Regions from separate parts of the Homo sapiens genome. Here region 1 is linked to region 2. A link is a contact called in ENCODE Hi-C or POLR2A ChIA-PET data. All regions are on one chromosome and are shown on one strand. The core of a region is the stretch at or near the end of the contact, and the rest is flanking DNA. Distances in the headings are between cores, read along the strand shown. Region 1 has its middle 110 kb from the start of LINC02871. Region 2 has its middle 180 kb from the start of LINC02871.

Region 1 (6,783 bases), core at 2,184-4,683, 290 kb before region 2:
AAGCCCATGGGAAAACATGGCTGGGACTGGCAGTTTCCTCATCCAGCCACAACTCCAGGACCCAGGTTTTCCTTCTTCAAAGATAAAACAGTAGCCCTTCTTCCTTCTGCATTCACCACTTTTTTTTGGTTTTCTTTTTGAGATGGAGTTTCACTCTTGTTGCACAGGCTAGAGAGTGCGATGGTGCAATCTTGGCTCACTGCAACCTCCGCCTCCCGGGTTCAAGAGATTCTCCTGTCTCAGCCTCCTGAGTAGCTGGGATTACAGGTGCCCACTACCATGCCTGGCTAATTTTTTTTTTGTATTTTTAGTAGAGACGGGGTTTCACCATGTTGACCAGGCTGGCCAGGCTGGTCTAGAACTCCTGAATTCAGGTAACTCAGGAGATCCACCTGTCTCAGCCTCCCAAATTGCTGGGATTACAGGTGTGAGCCACCACACCCGGCCTCATCACTCTTAAACTCCCAGTTGAACTACTTTTTGTTTCTTGATATAAAAGTCCTTAACACCTAGTGAGAAGATCAAACCTTTGTGGGTCAAATCTTCAATGAAAGTCAGAAAACCTTAATCATCTCATTCATTTTATGGTACCTGGAAGTAGAAATTGTTCCTTCTAGACAGGAACGTTGCCTGTCTTGTTCATTGTGGTATCCCTATCACCTAGAACCACGTTTAATAAACATACATTTTACTGATGAAGAAATAGATGCCCAGAGAGATTTAAATGCATAGCCTAAAATCATACAGCCCATGACCCAATAATTCTACTTCTGAATATATATACAACATAATTAAGAATAGGGTCTCAGGGAGATATTTGTACACTCATGTTCATAGCAGCATTATTCACGACAGCCGAAATGTGGAAGCAACCTAAATGCCCATCAATAGATGAATAGATTGACAAAATATAGTGTATGAAAACAATGGAATATTACGCAGCCTTAAAAAGGAAGAAAATTCTGACATATGCTACAACACAGATAAAACTTGAGGACATGATGCTAAGTGAAATAAGCCAGTCACAAAAGGTCAAATACTACATGATTCTCCTTATATGAGAAACCTATAGTAGTCAAACTCATGGAGACAGAAAATAGAATAGTGGTTGCCAGGGACTGGAGAGAGGAAAAATAGGGGGTTGTTTAATGGATATAGAGTTTTAATTTTGTAGATAAAAAGAGTTCTAGAGATGGAAGGTGGTGATGGTTGCACAAAAATGTGAGTGTAATTAATACCACTGAACTATACGGTTAAAAATAGTTAAGATGGTAAATTTTGGGTTACGTGTATTTTGCTGCAATTTTAAAAAGTCACACAGCTAACGCATGACAAGAGTGATGGAACCTGATGTGGTCTGAATGTTTGTGTCCCTCCAAAATTAAATGTTGAAACCAATCACCAATGTGATAGTATTTGGAGGTGGGGCTTTTCGGAAGTGGTTAGGTCATGAGGGCAGAGCCCTCATGAATGGGATTAATGCCCTCTTTGTCCCTTCCACTGTGTGAGGACACAGCAAGAAAGCACCATCTATGAGTCAGAAAGTGGGCCCTCACCAGGCACGAAATCTGCTGACGCCTTGATCTTGGGCTTCCCAGTCTTCAGAAGTCTGAGCAACACATCTCTGTTGTTTATAAGCTACCCAGTTTATGTTATTTCCTCGCAGTGGCCTAAACAGACCAAGACAGAACCCAAACCCATGTCTTCTGGATTTCAAGATCAAAATTATATTTTTTACAGCCATGTACAATTTTGGATACTGTGAGGCAGGTTTCTCCCTAGCTTACTTGTTATAGAGGAAGATCATGAATTTGATTACTTAATACTATGACTTCAGAGATTTAGGGATAGCTCTGCCACTCATGAAAAGAAGCTTCTTAATTTGCTTGATGTTGCCTGATGTTTCACTAAGTTAGTGATTCTCATTCTTGGCAGCACATTGGAATCACCAGAGAAGATTTAAGAAATACTGATGCCTAGGTTCTGCCTCTCCCAACCCCAGGCATTCTGATGTAATCTAACTGGGGTGTGAACTGGGCATTGGGATTCTTAAAAGCCCCATGCCCAAATGCAGCCAAGAATGGCTTCTCTATTAGGAGGCAGATGTCTGGATTCCTTACAGAACAGGGTACCTCTGTGCAACAGAACTCTAAACGTTTCTCAGATCACAAGCACTAAGCCAAATTGTGGTCATAGGCAACTTATGCTCAGCTCCAGAGGAAAGTTTACCAGCTCCTTTCCCAAACTTTCGAGAGGGAGGAGGAGTTAACATAAAATGTGTTAACATAACGTGTCTTTAAAGTAAGAACCTGAAGTTTGGCTGCTGGGATTGGAATTCTGACTGCATCACCTGCTATCCATGTGACTTCAGCCTAATTGCTTAACCTCTCTGAATCCCCAAATGGACATGATATGGTTTCTTGCCCACAGAATTACTTGAGAAACAGATAATTCCTCTAAAGCACAATATCTAACAGAGGCTGAAAACTTAGTTTTACTACTTATTATAAAGAACTCATATTCTTGATGTCTGGTATTATTTTTTTCCACTATTTCATGATGAGACAAATTTCTCTTACATGATATTTAGGTCTATTCTGCATGGCATGTGCTGCCCTGTGTTTCTGAAGATCAAGGGGAGAGGAGGGAAAAATGCAGGGAGAGAGATTGGTAAAGGGAGGGGTGTGTGTGTGTGTGTGTGTGTGTGTGTGTATGAAAATGGAGAAAATAGAGCAAGAGAGAATGGTCAGATTACCAAAGGCATTTACTAAAAGATGGCAACTGGAGAAAATTTTGTGACCTCTGAACTTGATACCAGACGGAAATGGAAGCTTCAAGAAGAGACCAGGAAGCGAAGATCTGAAGCATCCTTAGAAGGGAGAGGGCTGCCATCCAGGGATGGAAAGAACCTTGGCAAAAGAGGTGGAGAGAAGAAGAAAGAATGAGCCTTGGAATCAACCAGGAGGAAAGAAAATTCAGAGAAACACCGTGAAGGCCAACACTTCAAAGATTTATGTTTTTATGCTGCTACATGAAAAGTTAAACTTGGAAGAAAAGAATGTTCTGAATCATTTCTGCAAAGGAAAAAGCCATCTTGGAACTGTACATAGGAGCTAAAGCAAATGGAGGCTGTGTGATGATGAATCCAAATTCACCACATCTTCTTCCAGACTTGAGGGCTGCCTGGGCCCCTGTGCCTACCACTCCCCGCAACCCATGCTAATGTCATACCCTTTGCAGTGGGGAGGAAAGACTGCCTTGACCCAGTTGCAGAGAGCTCAGAGGAGGGAGGCACCTGCCCAAGGGAATGAGCTCAGATCCTCTGATAATGGTGCAGCTGGAGGCCTGGCGGAGGTCCATGAGGGTCACCATCAAGGGCTTTTGTCGTGCTGAAGGGTGTGTTGTCCAAGCACCTCGGGTGGGTGCTGAGAATATTCATAACTCATTCCCGATTGTGTTCATTCCATTTGCTGACTAATTATTTTGAGACTTAGTCAGAGGGAAGGGTTTTGGCTGTTCCCTTCTGTGCACAAAACATGAGCCTCCACTCTCACTAGCTGGGAGAGTCAGCCCTTTTCTCCATCATCAGGCAGGTTTACAAATCTCTGCTGTAAGACTGGCCACCCCTCTGTCCAACCTTCCACTCCCTCAAAGTTCCTTGGTGCCCTTGCTAGAATAGGCCTGAGTGCACAGTGTGCAGAGATCTCTAGGGATTCTTCCATCCTCTTCTCTCCCTTCTCAGCATGGCACCCCATACAGGGGTAAGAAAGGGAGTTCGGGCTCCTTCAGTTTCCATCCTATCCAACAACTTGGTGGCTCCCAATTAGATTAGCTCAGAGAAAAGAAAACCTCCAAGGAGTTCCCACAAGCCAAGGGCTGGGCCCCGTCCCTGGTGCCACTGGGTCACCTAGCCTGCACTTTTTTTGAGTGTGTGTGTGTGTGTGTTTAATATGACAGTTCAGGCTTGAAAACCAGTACGTTTGGAAATATAAACTAGATGAAAACAAGCTATAATGAAAGTGAAAAAAAAAGATATCAGTTTACTGTTGATTGAAAATCAGGACCAGATGAGATTGGGAGGCTCCGGGCATTTAATTTGCTAGAGGAGGTCACTTCTTGGAGAAAACCAGGCCCAGGCTACATTGGCTTCCCATCAGCAATATTGTGTTTGTTTATTTGTGCCCTTCCCTGGTTTGTGGAGGGAAATAATGAGCCAGCTGGTTTTCAGTTCTTTCTGCCTTTCTATATCATGGAGTGTTTCATTTCATTTCATTCTGTTTGGAAAGGTGGGTGGATAGGAAAGAACATCAGCATGACTAGTAACCCAAGAGTCCAGTTTGTTTCCTAAAAAGCATGGGATGCTCGAGAGGGAAAGAGAGGTGTCAGGAAGCAGGAAGGATGCTCAAGCATCAGTCAAGCGAATTAACAAATCCATTACCTCAGGTTGCCTTTTTCTTTTTGTGGTAACAACATAAAATCTACTATAAAATCTACCCCTTTAGCAAGTTTTCAGTGTATAATACAATATTATTAACTATAGTCCTCAAGGACAAAGAAATTTTGGTATGTATATGCAATGGAATATTATTAGACCTTAAGAAAGAATATCCTGCCATTTGCAACAATATGGATGAAGCTGGTGGACATTATTTATATGTTCTTTTTAGCATCAGCACAAAAACACTATCACATAACACAATTAATATTAATTCTTTAGCATCATCGAATATGCAGTTGGTGTTCAGTTTTCCTTGATTGTCTCAAAAATGTCTTTTACAGTTGGCTTTCCAATCAGAATCCAAATAAAGTCCATATATCTTTAATTTTCTATAAAGACATTTAATATTTTTATTACTTAATTTGTTTATTGTTTTGTTAATTAGTTTGTTAATCATCTGTATGCACCCTTTAAAGCCCCATGAAAATGGAAGTTACCTGAGTGCTACCCAGTCTCTGTCAATTTCGTACATCAGAGTCTCCCAGCACCTGGTGTAGCACTCAGGTGCTAGATCCTCGGTAAGTATCTACTGAAAGAATAAATAATGAATGAAAGGACAAATATGTTTGTATATCACTTGTGTATATTTAAAACCTCCCTTTTGGGCCCCATAATGCATAGGACTCCTGACTTGATTCTTTTCTTCTTGCTCAAGAAAAATGAAAAAAATGTGAAAACTGAGCTAAAAGTTATGAAATTATCTTGAAGTAGTCCTCAGAAAACTATGCTAACTAGTAACATGTTCTAACAAGACTGAGTGATAAATATACAAAGACAACCTTTTTTTTGTTAGGTGAATTAAAAAAGGTTGAATCAGCTTTATTTAGAGTAATTTATGAAGTAAAAGCAGACTAAAAATGTGTTTACTTTTAAAATCTCTAATTCTATCAGCACCTATCAAAAGAATTTCAGATTCTTTTGAGCAGGACTTCAATTTAATTCATATAAAATTATGTAACGGGAATGTTTTTATCCATTGTCACAAATATTACAGGAGTTATAATTCAATCTTTTAATGAATTACTACTTTGAAATAGCAGGTAGCTGAAAAGACAATCTGTAGGGATATGAGGAAGTGTCCATGAAATTTCAAGGTTACATATCCTACTATCATTCCAGAAATAGTATGCTTGCAGTTTATTTTTTGTAAATTCAAGAAAATCTTACAAAATTCTTATGAGACTGAGTGATTCAAAACCTCTTTCCTTTCAGGCTCATGCAAAATTCTCACAGGTGATCTAAAAATGCAAATTTTGATTCATGGGACAAGTAGAATCCTTCAGATCTTGTAGTTGGCTTGAGTGCTAGCATATGGCCTATAGTATTAAGGCGAAATGGAGAAAAAAGCGTGAAAAGACAAAAGACAATTTATGCGAGCCTCAGGACGAAACTTGGAAAAAAACTCAGTTTCTACCTTCTTAATTCAAACAGCCATTAAAAGACTAATGACTACATAATATAGCATTAAAATATCCATGCACAAACACACACATTTTTCATTATTTTACCCACATTATGCATGTGACCTCTGTACATAAAATATAAAAGAATGTCAGAAATAGCAAAGTTGCCAAGGTTACACAGAGACTGCTATTTTAGATGATCTAAAAAATTTTAATGATCGCACACATAGATCTGAGAGATGCAGAGGCACACAGCTGTAGCCTTAGAACCCAGCTTTATTTACCATCTGTCTGTTAGCACCATGAATCTTGGCTGAGAGCTGCTCTGCAGATCTGAGAATTCTGTCTTCTTTTCCAAGCACTCTGGGCTGAGTTTTTCAGGGGATTAATGGAACCTAGAAGTAATGTTTCCCTGCTCCCAAACTTGGGGCAAAACAAGGGCAGGTTATTAACTTCAAGGCAGGTTATTAACTTAGTTATGGGCTCTTCATATGCTTTTGCTTGTAACTGTGTGGCAGACTAGACATTTAGTCACTTACCTTCTGTAAGGGAAGTCACTTAATGTAGATGCTCAAGGAATCCCACGTCCAAATACGGTCATTGCTGAATTTGATGGGAGAAAAAAAGGACTGTATTTTTGCTGGCTAATGCGGCATTTCTGGATGTTCATTAAGCTGTTAAAAAATGTGAAATGATGACTCACTGTGAAGCCTTCCCAACCCCCTTCCCTGCTCCAATTTGCCTGCGGCTTGAAGGAATGTATACTGACTTGAGTTAAAGAAGAAACTTGTGGTTTCCATTATAGTCTGTAAACATCGATTGCTGAAAGCCTCAAGTGTGCTATCATCTCCTGCCACACACATGCTTTATATACAGTTCATC
Region 2 (6,799 bases), core at 3,697-6,196:
ATAGAAAGTAAAATCAAATAGAAATATTAATGAAATAGAGAAGTGATAGGTTCTCATTTCTTTTTACAATGTGTAAAAAGAAAATATAGTTTATTGGAAATCAATATTAAGGTAGAAAAGAGAATCTCCTTTTTATGTTGAGGGAGCATTTCAGAAGTCATTTAGTTTAACCTTTTGTTTATGATACAAACCTATTTTATGATTTCTCTGAGATCTTATCAGTCAAGGAGTGATTATGTTATATGGCTCATAGTTCATTCACTCAGGAAGCAATCTATTCCATTTTTGAAGAGCTATTAAGAAAAGACAAATAAAAAGCTATCAAAGGTCACTTATAGGAAAGAAGAAAAGGAGTAAAGCTGTTAACTTGTGAAGAGCTTAATTGGAGTACCTCTACTGAAAGTTAGGTTATTCATATTAATCTCTCTGCTAAAAATAATTTTAAAATTCTGAATAAAATATTTTTAAAGGATTAATATGAAGTGTTAAATAACTCATAAGATAGAAATTGTAGAGAAAGATGCAACTCAAAAGATAGAAAACAAAGTTTGATTTTACCATAAAGACAATTGTCAAAACTGAGAAATGTGAACACTGGTTTTGGGAACTTTAGCCTTGAGGAGAAAAAAGAGAAATAAATTAAACTCAGAGCCTTCTAAGGCTGAGGAATCATCAACTTCAGTTAGGCGTTAAAGGATTGTACCATCAGAACAAAAGTGAAGAAGAAATAAGGTGGAACTTAGATGGATTTGCCAACAAATTTGCAATTCCTTGGTGCCTCTTTAGAAAAAAAGAAAACACACACACACACACACACACACACACACACACAGAGTTAATTTTAATTTAGAGTAGTATCAGCATTGGTAGTAACAATGAGTAGATGAAAGAAATAATACTCATTTTGACTAAAGAAGGATAACATTGTCATAGCCTTAAAATACTTCTAAAAAATAATTTTCAAATAAAATGAGAAACACAACGTCAAATAATTCCAAGTACCCACGGAAACAAGGAACTGTGAGCAAGAACCAGCAGAAAACTGAAAATAAAAATGAAGAGTGAAAGAAAAGAAAACAAATTCCAAGATTGTCACATTCTAGAATTAGTAGACACATTATAGAACAATCTGTTTGCTAGATTTAAAGATTTAAAGCCACATTTGAAAATGTTTACAGAGAATAGAAAAGTTTAAGTGATCTAGCATATTTTTCAAAGTAATATTTCTATCCCATTGGTTACTCCTTTTAAAAATTAAAAAGTGTTATTTCTAGAAATAAAAAATATAATAATTAAAAGTTTAAAGTATAAGTTTAAATGCATATTAGATACAATCCAAGAAAGAATTAGAACTGCAAGAAACGTTAGAATAAATTATTTAGGATGTTGCATGGAGAGACAGTGGATGGAATACAGAAGGTCAAGAGGCAAAAAGGATAGATTGAGAAGAACGAATATACCCTTAATTTGATTCCATAAAGGAGAGAATAAAAGTATAATGGAGAGATAATATTTGAATAGAAAATAAATAAAAATTTTCTAGAACTGATTAAGGACAGAATCTAGAGATTTTAAAAAAAGCTAATAAATCTCTAAAAGGGTAAATAGAAAGACATTTACACCTAATCATTCTATCATGAAACTGCAGAATTCTAATGAAGAAGAAAAATCCTGAAAATAGACAAAAGAAAAACAGATTATCTTTAAAGAAATGACTGACAGCTAACTTAATAGCAACAGTGAATGCCAATAGCAATGGAATGGTGACTTTAATGTGCTGAAGAAGGTAAATGTCATCCTGAAAATCTATATCCCGTGAAAGTTACCTTCCATGTGAAGAAGAAATTTAGATTATTTTCAGGCAAACAAAAAGCGAGAGGATTTGCCACCAGCAAACCTACACTAAAAGAAATAGTAAAGAATGTTCTTGAGGCAGAATCAAGTTGAATCCAGAGAGAAGATCCAAAGTGAACAGGGAATGAAGAAGAGAGAACAAAGTGAATATGTGGGTAAGTCTAATAAAATGTACAAAATAACAATAATTAAACATGATAATAAGGTATTAAAGATTAAGACAGAATTTAAATCCAAAACAACATTAACAGATTTACTTGAATGTGATAAAAATGAGTTGAAATGTTCTAAGGACCTTGTCTTTTCTAAGGGAAAATTGAAGTATTGATTAATTTTCTACTTTGATGTATACTAATGTTTTAACTTGTATGATTTTCAAATTAATATTTAAAAATTAGAATAAAAACATTCAAACTGAAATATTACAAGAGGGAAAGGAAATACAATAGAATAGTTAGAGAAAAATAAAAATCAAGAGGGTATATTTTAAACACAAACGTGTTAGTAATCATTGAAATGCAAATAGACTGATTTAAATGCAAATAGACTGAATAATTAAAAGTAAAGAATATTAGCTTGGATTAAGGAAAATTCCTGTGAAATCCGGTACATCCATAATCACTGGAAGTGGGGAATTCATGTTCTAGTTTATGAGGGTGGTGTTCCCTGAAGTTGTGTAGTATACATCCTATGTGTCCCTGGAGCTAACAATAAAAATAAAACAGAAGTAGAAGCTTGGACAAATATGTATTATTTGAGTGTAAAACAAAGGAAAGGTAGTGTTGCAATAGTAATACTAAACATAATAGATTTAAGGCAAAAGGTATAGTCACTTTATAATGATAACAACTTCAACTCACAAGAAGATGTAATGATTTTACATATCCATGCACCTAATGATAGAGATTCACAGCATATAAATCAAAAATTGATGGAACCACAAGAAGACGTGGACAATAAGAGAATCAAAAGAATATATAGGCAAAACTACACTCATATAAGAAACTTTTAACACATCTGTTTCAGGAATTGAAAGAACAAATGAATCAAAAATAACCACTCAGAATTTTAGCATATTATCTTGCTCAGTAGTTAATAGAATTGCAAGGAAAAATCAATACAGTAAAAAAGAGGCTGAAATGCACAAACTAGGTATTTGTATTAGTCTGTTCTTGCACTGCTATAAAGAAATACCAGGAACTGGGTAATTTATAAGCAAAGAGGTTTAATTGGCTCACAGTTCTACAGGTTGTACAGGAAGCATAGCACAGCATCTGCTTTTGGGGAGGCCTTAGGAAGCTTACAATCATGGTGGAAGGCGGTGGGGGAGCAGGTGTCTTACATGATAGGAGGAGGAGCAAGAGAAGTCGGAGCCACCACACACTTAAATGACCAGATCTCAGGAGATCTCATTATCACGAGGACAGCACCAAGTCATGTGGGTCCCACTCCCATGATCCAGTCACCTCCCACCAGGCCCCTCCTCCAACATTGGGGATTACAATTCAACATGAAATGTGGGGGAGGACAAATATTCAAATGATATCTGCATTCATTACAAGGAGTTACTAAACTTTCACAAAGTAGAATAAAGTAGTTCAAATGATAAAAATAGGGCAGAGAAGATAAACATTGCCAAAATTTGGTTCATTGAAAACACAAAATTTTAAAACATCTAGAAAATTAATTTTAAGAAAAGGAAAAAAAAGAAAGCCCAAATAATCAAAATCAGGAAGACAAGGAGGCCATCACACACATAATGCAGACATTGTTAAGATATTACGAACACTCTTGCAAATAAAATGGAAATTTCAGAAAAAACTTGAAAACAATCTTAGAAAAATATAACGTGACTCATCTTACTACTTTTATATACACTTAATGGGAACCTACAGTGGTTTAAATTTTAGAAACAATTGTAAAAGGCCTTAAATATATTCATATACTTTTACTTCGTAGTCTCAATTCTCGGTAAGTTTGCAAAGGAATTATGCCTAAATGCAAACAATAACAACAGCGACCTTGACATACAAACACATTCCACATAGTTACTTACTCAAAAAAGAAAACTGGGCCAAATCAAGTGTGAAACTATTGATGAACAGCTAAAAAAATGGAGACAAGTGGGCCAAAACATCGTTTTTTTTTAATCCACTTTTTTGAAAAATGAGAAATCTATTTTTATTTCATTTTGTTTATATTTGGGCATATACTATAAATGTCCAGCAACAAAGACATTAATTAAATAAGTGATAGAAATATACTATGAAATACAATGAAATCTTTAGAGATGATTGTGTAAAAGTCTTTTTATATTTTGGGGACTCTAGCCCATTTGCATAAATTATCTTAATCCTATAAGAGGAAAATACAGAACCAGTAGGGAAAAAAGAACAAGATCATGGCAAGCTGAAAAGGCACAAAACTTCACTAAATCAAGTCAGGATTCAAAGAGAAAATCTAGCTTTATAGGGAAGCAGTATTAATAATAGTAAAACCCCAATAGTCCATTGTAATGCTTGAGACAAGGCCTCACATTTCAGCAGGTAGAATTATTACCACCCTGGGGACTCACGACCACAAGTCCATCTGTGATCAAAGCAACTCAGTTCCAAGTTTCACTGGATTTGGTGGTGATGTTCCTGATAGGCCTTATTTATCAGTTCTATGGTGACCATTAAAAAAAAAAAAACTCTCACACACACAACAGAATATTTTAAAAATTGAAGTTCATTTTATAATCAATAAGCACACTTAATGCAATGCTATTTTTCATTATTACTAGGTTGATAGTTTATCTTAAAGTTTAAGGCATCTTATTGTCAAGGAACCATAGTGTTTCCAGGGTTCTTCAGACTAGCTCAGGAACTGTGCCTATGGGTGACACCTGGCATTAGAGTTAGCACAGAGGACTTAAAAGCATTGGAAGGGAAAGGAGACCAGAAGTGAAACTGTAGATCATAACACAATCGAGTTATTAACAAAGATTACTTCCAGGTCTCAAAAGCTTGTGCTCTACTATGAGAGACAGGCTAAGAACAGTGACAAACCCTAGAATATCCTCCAGCAAATACTAGGAAGTTGGTTCGTAAGATCACTTTCCCAACTGCTACGCCCTCTGTTGGTAGGCACAGTTGATGAGTCTGACCTCACACAGAGTTTTGCTTCTGTCTTTCAAAGTCTGCAGGTTGGAAGGTGTAAAGCTGTGGAGTTTCACTGCCAAGTTCTGTGGCACAGGCTGTATACTCTAAGAATTTAAAGGCGAGATATTGAAAAGGACTAAGGAAGGATTAATGAGTTAGAGTTGGGGCTTAAAGAATTTCAATAGGTAAAAAGAGGGCTTTTCCAGGGCTAATAAACATGGAACTTGAGAGGGGAAGAAGGAAGGTGCATTTTTGGCATAGTGTTTCTTCTGGAGCATTTCCTTATTCAGCTCTGGAAGTTCTTTGGCTAAACTGGAATTGCAAAGGCAAGAATCTACTTGGAAATAACTGGAATGTGACAATATATTTCTCTCTGCTTCTCCCTCCTGACACAGAATTGGAGCCTAAGCCTCTTTGAGACTTTTCAGTCAAAGCTGGATTTTCATGCTAACGTATCTTAACCATACAGGCCCATTCCACATCTTGCAAATCTTGTGCCAGAAAAGGATTTCCACTGCCTTGCAAAGCTGTCCTGGCACAAACAGACCTCTGCGGGCATAGAACAGAATGAGCACAGAAAGACTACACAGCTTCCTGTGCTTGACAGGGTAGGAAGGAGGCTCTGCGCTATTCCCCTCGGGGGAAGAATCCCACACACTAAGTATAATTTCCAGGCAAGTTGAGTAATGGGGCAAAATTAAATTGGACTCTCCTTCTGTCTTAAACCTAATTAATCTTCCTCTACCATGCACTTACTCCACTAAAATATGGCATTAAAATTCCAGCACTTTAGTTAGCACTTTCCAGCAGCTTTCTATAAGGAGTAGTAACCTGATCTACTAGTTCATGAAATCCTAATATGGAATAATTTAGAAAAGTGAAAGGGTTGGTTCTCAGCAAATAAATAAGATATTGACTTAGGAATTTTAGATCCCAACAGTAGAAAAGCAGTGCCCCAGAGATATAAGTATTGTTATTATTATTACTTTGTTGTGTGATCTTGAGTCTAAGAAATCTATCATGTTAGTTGTTAGTGTAATTACATGCTTTGTGAGCATACTCCTTGCTAAGGATTTGTGGAAACAGAACTCCCTAATCTATAACTGTTAGTAACTCATATTTATTTTGAATTTGTTCTGGCTTCTGTTTTTCACATATTTAAGTGTCAGATTTGCTGTTGTGTGCTAGGAAAAAAAATGTTTACTTCAAAATCAACCATATTTTGATTTCAATGTACATCACAGCTTCAGGGTAGAAGTGCCCAGGATTGAGATGGTTGAACAAGGGTATATTTTCCACCTGCCTTAAAACTTAATTACAACTAGAATCTTTTCTTCCCCCTTAAGTGAGTAAATCCCAGACCAAACCTCTCATGTATTTACTTGTTTTGTCCATGCTAAGACTACAAAAAGAGAAAACATATTCTGGCAACAGTTATCCTAAGAGAGAAAAATTGCAAAATACCTAACATGTTGAAACATTTAGAAATATACCACAAATATTCATGTTTATGGGTTGTTTATATGTGCATTTACATATATATGCATATATTATTATGATAGCTTAATAGGAAAGATTCCTGCATATTATAAAACTTAGATTTATCACCAACTCTAGTTTTATGACATTGACTAGAAAGGAAGGACCAGAAATAATGGTTCTCTTTAGCTTTAGATTGGGTGATTTTTACCATTTATGTATATTTTATTTGATTGGCATAATATAGTGGAGCACATGAGCAGGTCATGTACATAATTCTCTTTTTTTTCCCTGAAGGCCAAGCATATAAGAACATAAGAGTG

What was found. Hi-C counts contacts between places; a loop is a spot of excess contacts on that map. ChIA-PET counts read pairs that join two places held with the same protein, here RNA polymerase II (POLR2A). Pooled maps may share reads with other maps.
Region 1: a loop to region 2 is called in a map of ascending aorta, with 2.7 times the contacts of the local background. The contact joins two enhancer-like sites. A Hi-C loop is called at or near these places in 5 of 168 maps with a recorded cell type or tissue (IMR-90, ascending aorta, chondrocyte and 2 more) and 7 of 50 pooled maps. POLR2A ChIA-PET finds 5 or more read pairs at or near these places in 1 of 52 experiments (Panc1).

The regions. Positions count from the first base shown.
Region 1 is chr20:10,916,503-10,923,285 of GRCh38, forward strand. No RefSeq gene overlaps it. Among named protein-coding and RNA genes, the nearest start is that of LINC02871, 110 kb to the right of the region's middle. Within about 2 kb of position 3,434, at least 4 of the 41 ENCODE cell types and tissues checked have a DNase peak (open chromatin) inside an H3K27ac peak, as active enhancers do.
Region 2 is chr20:11,200,370-11,207,168 of GRCh38, forward strand. No RefSeq gene overlaps it. Among named protein-coding and RNA genes, the nearest start is that of LINC02871, 180 kb to the left of the region's middle. Within about 2 kb of position 4,947, at least 8 of the 41 ENCODE cell types and tissues checked have a DNase peak (open chromatin) inside an H3K27ac peak, as active enhancers do.